Regions from separate parts of the Mus musculus genome. Here region 2 is linked to region 1. The links are chromatin loops, found by intact Hi-C in ENCODE. Cell type or tissue: heart. All regions are shown on one strand.

Region 1 (8,000 bases):
TTCGAAGACATCGAATATGTTTTCCTTGCATTTCCACAACTTCAGAAGAATCCTGTCAAAGCCTCCAGTTCTTAGTCACTCATTTTGCCATTTAAACACTCATTTTGCAGGCGGATGATCTCAGAATGCTTATTTTTTAATTATGGACCTAATCGTACTTGAGCCATAAAGCTACTAAATGATCCCCTTTTGAAAGTCAATTATGCATATAACTGTACTGTTATCATCATCAACTGTACTAATATCAGCATCAGTTGCTCCTTGTAAAATTCCAAAGCAGATTGCTCTGATACAACCAACCTAACCAGAGGTCTGTGTCTGAAATCAATTTACAGTTGTCCACATCGGCTGACTATTGAAAGTGTTTAAATTAATCTGGGTTATCATTTAGCACATGTACAACAATGTGGCTTCCTCCGATCTTTTTCCATTAGGCAGTCTAGAAAGAAACCATCGGCAGAAAGAATCCCATTACAGAGCATTAGAAAGCACAGTCTAAGCCACTCCGGGAAAAGTGAATTGAGTGTTACCAGAAGAAAATTATATAAAATATAAAAATGAATAATTTTCAGCTAAATAAAGTAAAAATGAAGAGAGATGGTCTGCATTCATATTCTGAAGAGGTGTGCGGTGGTACTAGGATCTCAGCCATTCTTCTAACACATCATTAGCACCAAGGCAGAAACTCACCCACAGTGGTAGAAGTGCTAACTTTCAATGTTGACTTGCTGTTTCTCAAAACTAGCCAATGAGCAAAATTTATACTAGGAACATTCAACACACACACACACACACACACACACACATTCTGTAATCACCTATTCTTTTAATGAATAAGAGTAAGTTATAATGTTATAAAAATCTCCAGAGTAGTTTCCATTTAACACTTGCAGAAGTATTGAGTCCTGTGTTTTGTAGCATAAAAAATCCTGGCTTGGCCCCGGCATAGTCTCACAAGAGACTCCTATATCAGGGTCCTTTCAGCAAAATCTTGCTAGTGTATGCAATGGTGTCAGAGTTTGGAAGCTGATTGTGGGGAAGTGGATGCTCACAGTCAGCTATTGGATGGATCACAGGGCCCCCAATGGAGGAGCTAGAGCAAGTACCCAAGGAGCTGGGGGGAATCTGCTACCCTATAGGTGGAGCAACAATATGAACTAACCAGTACCCCCCGGGAGCTCGTGTCTCTAGCTGCATATGTATCAGAAGATGGCCTAGTCGGCCATCAGTGGAAAGAGAGGCCCATTGGTTGTACAAACTTTATATGCCTCAGTACAGGGGAACTTGGCCAGAGCCAAGAAGTGGGAGTGGGTGGGTGGGGGAGTCGGTGGGGGAGGGTGTGTGGGACTTTTGGGATAGCATTGGAAATGTAAATGAAATAAATACCTAAAAAAAAATAAAACTCATGGCTTGCTTGCACTTCCTCATGTTCTACAATATCCACTAGACAACAGAGATGCCGGCCTTTCACCTGAGCATAGTCACTGAGGAACCTGGAACTCTGACTCTACCATGTTGTGTTGAGTTAACTGTATCTGATGCATCCTTTGTGCTACTGAAGCCAAGTGCATCATAGCATGTTCAAAGAAATAAAAGCCAAGCTATTGGATTCAGAGTCTTCAGTAATGTGAGGAATTTCAGTACATATTTTTATTATCTTTTAAAATAAACAAGCAGGGCTATTCAGTTGTTTCGACAATTCTGGTTATAGGTTACACTGTGTGTGTCCTCACAAAATTTATGTTTAATCTATTTTCCTCACGGCTCTGATTTTATAACAACTGGGTTGTTGAAGATGTAATGAAGCGACGATGAACCCAAACTGCAGAACACTGGGCTCCAAGGTGACCTGTCTGGGGACATTTGGAGACAGAAACACACATGGAAAATACCATACGAAGAGAAAAACAGACCAGGAAAACATTTCTACAAGAAACGGGAGGAGAGGCAGTCAATGAGCCCTTCCTCCCAGCCTTTGAAGGAGCTGACCTGACCTTGTAAGCATAGAGATCTTGAATTTCTACTCTGTCAAACTGCAAACCTGTTTCTGTTGTTGAAGCCACTCAGCTTGCAACATTCAGATTAATTCATATCAGATAGTGTGCAGAATAAAGTGTGTATCTCTACTACTGACTTCGTAAGGCAGCCTTTAAAAAAAAAGTGGGCAAGTATGTGGGTGGGGTGGGGGTATATTCTCCTCAGGCACATAAAAGGCATCTATTTTTAAAGTCCTGAGGTGCAGTGGGAGAGATGGCTCAGCGGGTACTTATTTGTTATACAAACATTAGAGCCTGAGTTCAAATCCCCAGCACCCACAGAAATGCTGGGCATAGCAGCACACATCTGCACTCCCAGTGCTCGAGTTAGGAGAGACAGATAGATGCCAGAAGCTTCCTCTGCCTTTATATGCACACATTTAGTGCATGTGTGCCTGGATGTATATACACAGTTCATACTCACACTCTCGCACATGCACACACACACACATGCATGTGTTATTACTACAAACATATCATAGAAACATATTCTTATTCTATTATAAGCAGTCTAAATATTTAGATTTAGCCCAAAGTGTTCAGCAGTGTTCCATGAGTGCACGTCCACAGGTAGAAATGTAGTTAGTGAAACTGAAGAAATGATTTTTTTTTTTTTTTCGAGACAGGGTTTCTCTGTGTAGCCCTGGCTGTCCTGGAACTCACTTTGTAGACCAGGCTGGCCTTGAACTCAGAAATCCACCTGCCTCTGCCTCCTGAGCGCTGGGTGTGCACCACCGCCCGGCTTAAGAAATGAAATTTTAAGTACTCACTTTGTAGACCAGGCTGGCCTTGAACTCAGAAATCCGCCTGCCTCTGCCTCCTGAGCGCTGGGTGTGCACCACCGCCCGGCTTAAGAAATGAAAATTTAAGTACTCAATCTAATTTAATGAAAATAATCACGCATAGCCAGTGGCTACTGTAACTTTCAGCAAAACTTTAATTAACTTGTGTGTGTGTGTGTGTTGTGTGTGCCTCATTTTAGGTGTATACATGTGTGTGCAGGAGCCTATAGAGATCAGAGGAGGTGCCATATCCCTTGGAACTAGAGTTAAAGGTGGAGTTATAGTTTTTAGACACAAAGTGAGCGTTAGGAGCTAAACCCCAGTTCTCTGTAAGAGCAGTAAGTAATGTTTTTAACCATTTCACTGAGCCATCTCTGTAGCCCAGCTTACAGATAAACTTTACATTTTAACTTGAGAATGGTATCCCATTACTCACTGTGAAACACCTAAGGACAAAGGAACATAAAAATTCCTACGAAAGAGCAACTGAGTCCTGGAAGAATGCACAATAAGTGAATTTGGGGGGCACCAAATGATTGATTTTTAAACCCAGTAAAATGTTTCAGCAAACTAAAACTGAGATTACCGGTTACTACCAGCAGGGGGAACCAGAGAGCGGCTCACATAATTTTCTCAGGAGAGTTTTGTCTCTCTTACATCAAGGCCCTAAACCAGTCTGCCCAGGCTTCCCGCACAGAACCCGTTAGCTGCATGATCTGCACGTGCCTATTTTCAAGAGCTCTAGAAGAGCACAATAGGATCCGGCTGTAGGCGTTAAAGTGTAAAATCTAATTAATGAGAGTGATTATTAAAAAAAAAGATAAAATTCAATTAATGAACTAGGTCTTTCTCAATCCTGTTTGTTGAAATATGGTTACTGTGATTTTTCACTTTTTAAAAAATCATGTATCAGAGATAAAAGAAAAATGAGGTCTAATGATATACACAAAAAGTGGAAATTTAATCAGCATAGTGTTGAAGAGTGTTTTGGGACGTTTGTCCGGGATATGATGCCCACGCATGGTCTTACCTCTTGGTAAAGGTCACTGAGATCTTCCTGGTGAGCCTGCTTGGAGCACCCTGGGAACTCCCTGACACAGCAGGAGTCGGGAGGCCAGTCCATTTCTGTCATTTCCAACCAGTCAGTGAAGTACACCACTCCACAGCACTTAAACTAGAACAGAATCACCAGTCACACTTAGAAACGACACAGAACAGCTTCTGTTTAACCTAATAGAATTGAGAGAGCTGATGTCTTAAATGTTTGGACTGAGTTAAACGTCCCTCATCAGCCGGAGATGTCTGTGCATTCTATCTTGGGGATGAAAACATCATACAGGAACAGCAAACTCACCATTCCATAATGGAACAGTTCTGACCTGTGACACCCACCCCTCCTAAAAGCAAGTCGGTGTCACAGTCTCCAACTTCAAGATGTTTTGCAGATGATCACAGCGATGAAAGAATTGTCAACCACACTTACAAATTCAATAGCTAGTCTTTCATTATCATTAACTTCTAGTCAGCAGAGAGTAGCTAACCATTTTGCTTATTATCTATTCACTAGTATAACTAAAAATTCAACTATTGTGATGAAAGTTTCCACAAATTCCATGGAAATAAAAAAACCAAAAACTTGTTGACTGAAACTCACATCTCAAAGGTAGCCAGCCATCTTGGTTTCCTTAATCAAGGCAAAAATTCTGTAAATAGATATTTGTTTGACTTATTATTACCCAGGAGAGTGAGGTTCCTGATAAGCTAGCATATTATATCATTATAATCTCAGAAAAATAATGGCATGCCTAGCTTGAATGTAGCTGAACTTAAGAATGCGAGCTTGTCTGGCGCTAAGCCTTGTTAAGAACACTTTCAGTTGTGCTTCACCAAAGATTGTCAGAAACGCTGATGAAGGCTTACAAACAGGGCTTGAAGGCATGTGCAGCCTGGATTTAGAAAAAGCAACTGTGATCAGGACAGCTTTGCCCTTGGATAACAGAGAAATCCTCTTCTAGACAGTCGGAAGGAAGGAATATGGGCAGTCACGGAGAAGAACCCTGCCAAGAGGGATGGTTATGCAAATTACTTCGCCCAGGAGACCAATCCGTGCTCAAGATTAACACGGAATCATAAAATATCACAATCCAGCGCCATTTCAAAGCTTAACCAAAACCAACTTGGAAGGATTCCGAATTCCTCATGCAACAGCAAGCGAGGAAAATGCTCAGTGTACTTGGGACATTTCCACTCACTTGCCTGAAACGCTTATGATTTAAAGAGCTTATGATTTAAATATAAAGCGGCATCACAAAAGCACCTTGAGTGATAAGCTCTTAATACTAAGAGTTTTGAGAAACTTATAAGACATTTTCCGTAGTGTTTAGAAAGCGTGGGTGTATCACAAACGTCACAACTACGCAACATCGTAGCACCACAAGGTTAGCATAAACGTCAGAGATTCTGACACAAAGTATTGGGAGTCCTGAAAATAAAGCGCATCTTTAAAGACTCCACTTCCTAAATATTTTAAATGATCGCATTTTGAGGTCACTATTTTAAAAGTCTTTTACCCAGAGAAAACTGTCTTTCCCCATTTCTTAGAGGGGCAAGCCTTTCTAAGCGGCAAGCCAGGGCCATTCTCAGAGCACCCTACTTCCAGTCACAATGGAGCAGCCCATTTATCTGGCTCTGTCAGGAAATGAAGACTTCCATAGCAGTGGCTTTTCCAAATAACTTGAACATGCTGTGTTCAGTGCCAACATTGTTAAAGAGCTGCTGACATCCGTTCTTTCCTACGGAGTTGTTTCAGAGCCTATCCACAGAGGGCTGTGGATCTGTACGAAGGCTTTCTGAACCTCCTGAAGGTGAGTGAACTCAGTATTACACCAGCTCAAGTCTGTGCTCTGTCACTACCTGCCAAGAAGACAACAGGTTCATTTCAAGGTAGCTCTGCTCCAAGCTGATGCTATGTTAAGCTCTAGAAAACACAATAGAATCATTATTTTTATTTATTTATTTATTTATTTTTTGGTCTTCGTTCTTCTTGAGTTTCATGCGTTTAGCAAATTGTATCTTATATCTTGGGTATCCTAAGTTTCTGGGCTAATATCCACTTATCAGTGAGTACATATTGTGTGAGTTCCTTTGTGATTGGGTTACCTCACTCAGGATGATGCCCTCCAGGTCCATCCATTTGCCTAGGAATTTCATAAATTCATAGAATCATTATTTTTACATATAAATAAACTGAGCCCCTCAATAGGTGAAGGGACTTTCTGATCAGTCAGAAAATGGCAGCAACTATGATTCCAAAGCTTACACAAGCGCTACCATTAGATATATATGTTTTTATTGAAAAATTATGTTTAAAATAAGGTATTAGGGAGCGTCACTAAGAATTATGCAAGATCCATTCAGTTACAGCCCACGTGCAGGACCACAACAAATGAGTTCCAAAGGTGTGTTTATTGTAGAGGAGAAAAATTGTCCTAGGCTGAGTTGTCTCTCCCATTCTAAATTTTTATGTTAAAATTCTAACCCCTGTACTTATGAGATTGTTCATGTCAAGAGAGCCACTGGAAAGGTAAGTAATCTAAAATAAGGTCAACAGCATGGGCTTAATCAGGTATGAATGATATCCTTATAGGAAGAGGAAATTAAACATGGACACATATAAAGACAAGACAATGGGAGGACATGGGACGAAGGCTTTTACATGCCAAAGGAAGAGGCTTCAAAGAGCATCAATACTGACACTCTTGAACATTCGGCCTCCAGAAGAGTGAACAGACACTTGTCCTGAGTGACCGCACGTGTGATACTTCAGTGTGGCAGTCCTGCCAGACTAATAAAGGGCTTTGAATGCCTTCTGGATATTTGGACGGATTCGCCACTCTTTTTATGCAAACTAGAATTGTGAGGTAAGAGAGAATATTTCAAGTGAAGCCAGGATATAGCATTTGTAGCACTTGTTTATGGTCCATGGAGGTGGAGCCCTGAAAGAAGGAAAAAGGGTTCGCTATTTCTCAACCTGGGTTACCACAGTTTGCATTCTAAGTTCCAGAAAAATAAAGATTCTGGGAGCTCTAGCAGGGGCAGTTCCTGAACACAGCCTTCTATAAATGCCCTGGTGCTTTACACGTCTTTTCACGGGGTTGTTTTCAGTCTAATTGTGCAACAAACAAACAAAGTCAGGAAGCAACGGAATATCAGGAAATCTGTGTGACACTGATAATTTCGCCATCTCAGCAAGAGTGGCACAAAGCCAGGTTTGGAGACTGCCCTAGACTTGAACCTCTGCCGTGGGCATAGGCACAGCAGAATGAGTAGCTAGCTGGCTATCTAGTGAGATACTCCTTCCCAAACACGTCCTGGTCCAGAGCTTGAGAACGGAAGGCAAGCTAAGATGCTTAACTTAGTCTCCGAGGGACGCCATTCCATTCACAAGGAAAAAAACTTAGGAGAACTGGTCTGAGGCAAAATCGATGATTAATCTCAAGTCACTAGATTTCCACTTGAGATTCTTGGATGAAATGTAAAACAGTTTGGAACAAAAGAATGTCATGCAATGTCACTATTAATAAGCATATGATAAATGAGACCAAGTTGATGATTCCATTCACTCTTCTCGACACTCCATGAAGTGAGCATCTGTATTGGTCCTATTTCGTAGGCATGGAAACTGAGGCTTACGAGATAAGGGAACTGATACTAGGTAGCAGAGCTAGCATTTGAATCAAGGACATCCTGACTTTTAAAAAAAATGTTTATACTAGCTAAATTCCCAATGGGGGGAAAAAACTTTTAAAATGTTAAAGTGATGTTTAAAACATAGGACATGGGTATCTCTAAAAATAGAAAATTATCATAAAAGAGAAAGATCTAAGTAAAACTTTAGATATTTATTAAATAAGTCATTAAATAGAAACTTGAGAGTAGCTCACCCGCACTTCTAAACAAGCTCATGTAGGCCAGAAGAAATGAGGAGGAGAGATGTATGTGAGACGAAAAGACACACATGGAGTGACTCAAGGCATGCTGGGAAAAACCTGCACCAATGGTCTACATAGACTTGAGTGACTCAAGGCATGCTGGAGAAAAAAAAACTGTCCCAGTGATGTCTACACAGGCTTGAGTGACTCAAGGCATGCTGGAGAAAAAACAAAACAAAACGAAACAAAAC
Region 2 (8,000 bases), 190 kb after region 1:
AATATCTGCATGCAGAGCTTTGTTTAGAAGGCCTAATAAGGTGCCTCTGTCTATGCTAGAGTAGTGTAGCAGCTGCCTCCTACGGGGCAAAGGATGAGGGAAGAAGGTAGCCCACACATTTTCTATTCAACTTTGTATATATTTTGCACTGCAGAGAAGAATCACATGACCTTTGCAGGTGATTTCAAGGAGATTTGGTTCTACATGTTTACAATTAAAATTGGTTAAAAAAAAATAGCTTCACTGTCACATTTATCTCATCCTGATGGCTTCTATGATCTGTCCATTAAGAAACTTCTTGGATGCCTAAGGTTTGTTCATGAAGACCAAATTAATTTCAATTTGGAAATTACTAAAGCCATCTTTCACCTGTAGCTAATACTTTCCCAACTTTATTTTAAAGGTTCCCCATTAGGATACAAAGTTCATATTTTGCCCAAGTGGCAGCTGAAAGTATTAAGACTCTTCAGGGCCAGTTGAGAAATGCCTGGGATTTCGAAGCTTTCTTAACACTTCCTGAAAGATATGTATTCCCTATTTTGTTTCTCAAGGACACATGGCTTATCTTCACTTCAGCTGTGTGTGTCAGCTCATTTCCTTTTCCTCCTTGGCTTATTGATAAGGTACATTTTCCATGTCACCAGGCCCAGGCCAATACAATGACATGCTAATCTGAAGCTCTCCTCCTAAGAGATAACCAGTTCTTTCTTGTTCCTCTTGTGCTAATAAGTTGTAGAGACCCTCAGTGGATATCTAAGAGTCTGTGAGGTCATCAAAAGTCTTAAGGAAACTGAGAAGTAATAGAAAGTTGACATGTGAGCTTTACTACATTAGACCACTAAGATTTTGAAGCTGATAAGTCATCCTGCTTGGACCAGTTTTATCGGTGTGTCATACCCTAGTCATTTATAGTATCTGTCACATGTCTTCTGTTTTCCATAGTGTCTAGGATACCTTTGAACAGATTTAATTAATACATGACTCATGATTTAAAACTACCAACTCGTATTTAGAGTTTATTGGGAAAATTCAAGACAGAGCACAGCATAAGAAATGATAAGAGCTGAGAAGGCAGTCTGATTTTTATCGGACCACTTACTGCTAACAGCATTCCCAAGATTTGACGTGGGACACCACCGTGAGTAGTTGCAACCAGATTTTACACTATCACAATCAAGGACCTTCTTGTAGAGAAAAGCTATTCCCTGACATAAGCCAGCAGGGCTCGGAAGACTGCATCAGAGAGGTTGTTCCTATTGAAAGGTGTTACAGAAACAAAACTTTTGGATCACCAGGTGACCTTTGAGGCCATCTATTGATCGTGGTGCCCCTGGTTTATGATGAAGTTGAAATTCAGAGAATCCCTGGTCCAGCACTGAAATCTTTTTACACATATTTTTATCTGCACATGGTTTTAAAAATCAATACCTTAAAATGCAGTTTTCATAAGCTGGGCAATTGGAAAACTGAAATAAGAGGTCCATAGCGAGCTCTTGGTCTCCATGGGCCACATAGTGAGGCCTTGTCCCCAAAACCAACCAAACAGAAAACAAAAAACAAACAAAACCCAAGGATTGTGGGTAGGTGTGTGGTAGAATGCTTACCTACTATGTCCAAGGCTCTGAGTTTGATTCCCAAACAATAAGCCTTCATTGAATATTTGAGTCAAACTCAAGTACCTCAAGTGCATACCAAAACCAAAAGTAGCTATATGTGTCATAAAAAGATCATATTTTATATGTTGGAAAGAACACTGAAGGTTTTTGTTTTGTGGAAGATTGTTCTATGTTGTACAACATTGATATTAGAGTACATGTTTGCCACTCTCTCCTCACAATGCTGCTAAATGCCTACTTTTAAAGAAGTGTGTGTGTGTGTGTGTGTGTGTGTGTGTGTGTGTGTGTGTAAAGGTTACTTTATGAACTAGATCACAAAAGCATCTGGTTTGAAACAATGCCAAAACCCCAGGTTCACAATTGTACTACAGATATGCCCTCCCACTCCCACCACTGAGCCAATATGGTCTCTGTCTTTATTGTTTCCTGTATAGACTCCAATCTAACTCTGCCTAGCCTCCCACTCAAATATAACTCATATAGAAAGAAGACAAAGAACTCAATGGCAAAAAACAAAACAATTCCATTGGGAAAAAAATGGTTGCATTTAGACATTTGTCAAAAGAAGAGGTCAAATCACTTGTTAGCATCTAGAAGAGTGATCAGCTTCTCTAATGCCAGGAAGACACAAATCAAAACCATAGCAAGATGCCACCTCACCCCATTTAGGATGGTCATGGTACAAGGCCAAAATGGCAAGAACGGTAAGAATGTGGAGTGTTGGTGACCATGTAAGTTACTACAGCTAGTGGGGAAAAGGGCTGCAGATGTGTCAAAACTTTGAAAATAGAACTACTATCAGTCACTCAGTGCCATTGCTGGGCACAGAATCAAGGATACAAGACAATGTGTTTAAAGGACATCCGCACTCTTGTTCACAGCATTAGTTAAAACAGCCAAGGATAGAAATGACTACTGTGTTCTTCAGCTGGTGAGTGAAGACAATGAGCTATGCTTACATCATTTTATTCCAATAAAAGAAGAGAATGAGATCCTGTTATTTCCAACAATGTGGGTAGAATTGGAGATCATTATGCTAGGTGGGAAAGGACGAGTATAAAAAGTAAAGCCCATATGATCCCATTTGTGAGGAACCTAAAGGCAAAATTCTTAATGTTTTTACCCCAAAGAAATGATAAGCATTGAGTCATTATATATGTTTAGGCTGACTTGTAAATAACATGCTACATGCATGTATAGAAACATTGCAGGGTGCTGCGTTAATATGTCCAATATCTCTATCTTTATCTAGCCATCAAAACTGTGACTTTGAGAACACAATATTTGATCGTCAGGCATGACTAAAGCCATCCTCTCAAACCGTCTGTTCCCCTTCATCACAAAGAATAATGGAAAGAGAACAATTAGGGACAGAGTTTGTATCTGCTTCTTTTGTGTTCCCCGTGGCTCACCATTTCCATGATCTGCTCACGAGTCCGACACCTCACCACATTCTAAGCTCTGCTCGGACTGAGCCTGAGGATCTAGCACCTAACAGATGTGCATCCGCTCTCATCCACCTGCCAGCTGTTCAGGATGCTTAGGTGCCTTCCATGGACCATCTCACCTGGGCCATCAGTACTCGGAGGGGGGACTCTGATCTCACAAATGATGGACTTAGATTTCATATTCCAAAGCATTTATTTCAGGACAGCTTGTAAGAGGTGGTGAGTGTGATGATCTATGTCCGTAGTGGATTGACTCTAACATCTGATGTGGTCCCAGGAGTCTCAGTCCACCGGGAGCTGTGCTTCCTTTGCCACGTTCTTCTTCTAATTAACCCCTTCTTTTTCTAATACTATAACTATTTCTAATATTATTACTACTGTCTTCTGCTCCCTTGGACTCTGTAGTCAAGATAGGGAATTGAGTTCTTCAACTTATCAGAATCCTTTCTAGTTTCCTCTTAGCCAAAAGAAAGCTACAATGTTGTGTAAACTTTTTCTCTTCTGTTGCGTTTCCCTTCTCCCAACCTAAAGGCAATTCTAGTTAGCATCCAATTTACTCTTCTGTAATCTGACTCAGTGACTTAATAATTCCTCCCTCCAAAAAAAGGATTCTTCCTTCCTCAAAACTTGATTTTTTTTTCATAATTCTAGGGTTAATAATTAACAACTACCTATACTGCTCATAACACCCAGTAAACAGCTTTACCATACTCTGGGTCTTATTAACATAGAAACCATTCCAGTTTAGAGGTCTAGTAATTCCTATTGGCCTTCAAAATATATTACATCCACACAAAACCTGTGGCATGCAGCAGTGATGCTCTTTCAATGTCTATATGTGAAAACCAGGTTAATTTTCTCCCATTCCCTTATTTGTCATGGTATTGAAGACTGAATTTATATATTAAATAGTAGTAAAACATTTTATAGACTATATGTAAATAGACTGAGGTAAGTTATTGTTTATTCTATATTGACCTAATTAATTTGTTTTTAAGGTGCAAACTTTCCTTTTCTCTTCTCTTCTTCTTTTTTTGTTTTTTTATTCTGTTCTTTTCTTTTTTATTTTTTCTTTTGTTTTTTTTTCTTTTCTTTTTTGTCCCTCTTCTCTTCTTCCTCCTTTTCCTTCTCTGTCTCTCTGTCTGTGTCTCTGTCTCTGTCTCTCTCTGTGTCTGTCTCTCTCTGTGTCTGTCTCTGTCTCTCTCTGTGTCTGTGTCTCTCCCTCTCCCTCCCCCTCCTCTCTCTCTGCTCATCTATCCCAAGCTGACTCAAGTTTCTTACTAGCAAGAGATGTCCATTTTCTGAATCTTTTGTAGCTGTGAACCTCTAGGGGGCGCTCTTTCTCACAAAATATTAGAGTGTAATCTCTGAGTCTGGAATGGGTTTACTCTAGGGGTGTGGCCTCAAGGGAGAACATCTGCCTATAAGAAGTTTGGTTAGACCTAAAGTATAGAAACCATCTAGGTATTTGAAGAATGTCCCCGTGAGCTTAAACTAGTCGTTCCTAGAGCTGCCAAAGCAAGAACCTGGAGGTTCTCTTCGGTGGTCCCTCATCCTGCTGAGCCAAAAGTGATGCCCGTGAGAGGGTTGGTATGGAATTAAAAAGCCTGCTGGGTACTCCTTTCTCCTGGGCAAAAGTTAGAACTTCAATACCTACTACAGTCAGTTCATTTGAAGAGCTAGGCATCAGACTATTTGCCTCGGAGAACCACAGAGCGGTAATAACGGCGGAAGGACTCTGTTGGAATGGAGAGGGGACTTTTAGTTACACGGAATGTTTCCTCTTCAGTGGTCCAGACTGTCCGGATGACTCTCTTGTCCTCTTAGGCGAGACCACAATTCCCTGGAGTGATAAGCCTCCCGGTTAGCTCAGAGTCGGCCTTCATCTCTTCCTCGACCTTTAGCATCTATTGACTAGAAGCCATTTGTTATTCTGTATTAGGAAAACGCAGTGACACAGAGGATCAGAGATCAAGTATATTTCTAATTCTGCGGGTCTGGATAGGTAGCCACGTTCCAAGTTGGGATATGGGTGCCAACTGCTGTTCCCATGCACATTAGTAGCCTACCCTTTGCTGGGGCAGAAACTTATAACGCGGCTCGGACAGCCCCCAAGGCCAGAAAAAGCCTTAGTTTAGCTCCGCCCCGCTCGGCCTGGGTGGCAGCGATGGCCCAGGTCCTCCGGCTCTCGGCCCTGTGTGCAGCTGGCACGCGCGTGTCTCCGCGAGTCTGCGCGTGTCTGTCCGTGCGTGAGAGTGAGATGAAGCGGAGTCCTACGCCTGGGTGTTTCCTTCCAAGTGATTTTGATCAGCAATCCATTAGGGGATCATGAAAAAAAAAAAATCTGGCTAAAAGGATGAAAACTGAGTAAGTACACAGAACTTTGAACTTGAAACGGAATGAGACCAAACGCAAGCAAAGCCCTGACAGTAACCACATACAGCCAAACTGCTATCCCCCTTTTTTATGTTAAAAGCCGTGAATGCTAGCAGCAAAGTGGCAATTTAAAACTGAACGAAAGGAAGCAGCAGTTCTACAACATAAAAGGCTGGGAGCGGGATGGCTTTAAAACCGGAGGGAAAATGAGAAACTGCTAGGACAACCTGGCCGGCGCCCAGCTGTGCAACAGGCACTTCGCGTTAAATCGACTGCGTCTTCGGCTGGTTTCTGCCTCCAGACCCGCTTTACGGTGCTTTCTTTTTGCCCCAAAAGAGGAGACAAGCTGAACTCCTGACTTTAAGAATGTTGTGGAAGTAAGGCATTACCGGAAGGAACTCTTGGTAGCTGGGGATGCATTCGGATGATTTCTTATAACTATCTTTATTTTGACATCTTAAAAAAAAATCTGGCCAGTCACTTCTTACTGTCCTTCATTTAAGGGCTATTAACCACCTCTGACCGCTGGGTCCTATGAATCTTTGGCATGAACCTTCGGAAAGTTTTCAAGCGGAGATGGGGCGAACTTGATTGGAATTGTGTAAAAAGAAGACAGATGTGTGTTTTTTTCACACTGACAACGTGGCCAGGGGCCAAGTGATCCTGGACTGGTCATGGTCTGTCGACCCGGGTTCCTTTGTCGCCGGCGATTTTGCCCCCGACCTTTCCTGGTGGGTTTGGTGGTGGCGATCTGTCTCTTTTACCAGACCCTGACACTCCGAGGGACTAAGAAGATTGCAGCGGACGTCTCTGGCACTGTCCCACACACACCCTCTCAAACTCAGGCTAGCAGATGTGAAGAAGGATACCGGCAGGACAAACAATGCTTCCTTCTCTCTGCGAGTACCCAGGAAACCAGGAAGGTAAGTCTGAGTTGAGTTTATCCTGGGCGTCTGTGGTCGGCCTCTCTCTCCTTTCTGCAAAACTAAAATTAACTTCCATGTGGTCCGAATGGGAGCCAGAGTGAAAACAGTGCGGAGTGACCCGGTGACTGGGAGAGGTATTACATAAGCTGCCAAACTTCCTAAACCTACTTAAAGAGTTCTGCCCTTTATCCTTTAGAGGCTACCTTCATTGCAGTGAGGGAAAATCGCTTTTAAGATGTTAGAAGTCTACGAGAGCTGAGGATTTACACATCAGAAACAAAAGTCAGTTTTAAAATCTGAAAGAAAGAAAGAAAGAAAGAAAGAAAGAAAGAAAGAAAGAAAAAAGTCCGTATCTCTTTCTTAAATCCAAGAGAATGAATGATAAGACTCCCAAATTCAAGGATTCCTCCAGAGTTCCATGTCAAGACCTGCTAAGTTGATTCTGAGTTGGTGACTATGTTTCCAAACTAATTATTTCGGAAGAATTTAAAAGAATATAGTATCATATGCTTCTTAAAAATACTTGACATGGGGTTTAATTGTTCATAGAATTAGGAGAACACTGGTCCAGTATTGGGTCCATACCTAGACTCTAAGCACTCAGGAGGCGGAGGCAGTAAAATTATGTCACGCTTCAGTCCAGCCTGCTTCACATGAAGAGTTCTGGGCCTGCCTGTGTCAAGTAGTGAGGCTTTTTCTTTTTAAAGTGTGCATTTATGCTTGGTGTGGTGGACTACCTATAATCCTGCACTAGAAAGGCAGAGAAGGGGGCCAGGGGTTCAAGGCCAGCCTGGCTAACTACATTGTAAGCCCAAGTCCAGCCTGAGCTATATTACACAGTTTCATACAAAATAAAGGAAGGAAGGAAGGAAGGAAGGAAGGAAGGCAAAAGAAAAGAAAAGAAAGAAAAAAGAAAGAAAGAAAGGAAGGAAGGAAGGAAGAAAAGAAAAGAAAAGAAAGAATGAAAGGAAGGAAGAAAGGAAGGAAGGAAGGAAAACAAAGAAAGAAAGCAAAGAGTTGGAAACAGATCATTCTGTATTAATACCGAGGGTATAGTTGCACTATTTTTACTTGTGAAGTATAGGGTACAACACAAATCCAGGGAACATAAAATGTCCATTTTACTACTGCACTCTGTTCATGCCTGCCAGACAAATGCAGGCCCCTCATTGTCAAGTATAAAGAAGAAAACTAAAAGAGGTGAAAAACAAATTATTTGGGAAGTCGTGATGGAAAACCCACCGAACTGGGTGGCAAGATACCTTTGGGACCTGCAGGAGGTGCCTTTTATCTATGTAGACTTGGGGGGAGTTTCTGAGCCTGCTTAATAGTACTTGGAGCAGAATTTTATCTTGGGTGGCAGCATGGTTGCTGTTGTCAGTACTGACACCTCGGGGGACACTGTGGTGTTTTTCAGGCTCATAGCTCAGGTAGATAGGTAAGTAGGTAGGAAGCGAGTAGGGTTTCTCTTAAACTCAAGTTGGCTGTCACTGAAGGATGCTCAAGTGATCCACATGGCTAGCAGGATGCCCTGTTGCATCCCAGAGAAATCAGGCTGCTTGGTTTCTACCACAATATATGCTCTAAAGAAAAAACGAACTCGACCATTGGCCTAATCATTTCTGAAGCCACAA

Evidence for each region. Hi-C counts contacts between places; a loop is a spot of excess contacts. Peaks named below come from ENCODE experiments on the same cell type or tissue, not always from the same donor. Only the 100,000 strongest peaks of a DNase experiment are listed, where the experiment ranks them.
Region 2: it touches region 1 in a loop (2.7-fold over the local background); 5 of 42 quality-filtered maps call a loop at or near these places.

What each region holds. Positions count from the first base shown.
Region 1 is chr6:21,791,730-21,799,729 of GRCm38, forward strand. Tspan12 (tetraspanin 12) reads right to left here. Exons shown (of 9, transcript NM_173007.4): 8 at 3,849-3,992. Among named protein-coding and RNA genes, the nearest start is that of Gm30270, 57 kb to the right of the region's middle. In heart, CTCF peaks have their summits at 3,417 (motif pointing right) and 5,637; DNase peaks (open chromatin) are centred at 5,582 and 7,092.
Region 2 is chr6:21,980,697-21,988,696 of GRCm38, forward strand. It overlaps Cped1 (cadherin-like and PC-esterase domain containing 1), which reads left to right and starts at 5,214. Exons shown (of 22, transcript NM_001081351.1): 1 at 5,214-6,363. The coding sequence starts at 6,115. In heart, a CTCF peak has its summit at 4,400 (motif pointing right); DNase peaks (open chromatin) are centred at 4,575, 5,225, 5,645 and 6,255; H3K4me3 peaks cover 2,870 bases; H3K27ac peaks cover 2,026 bases.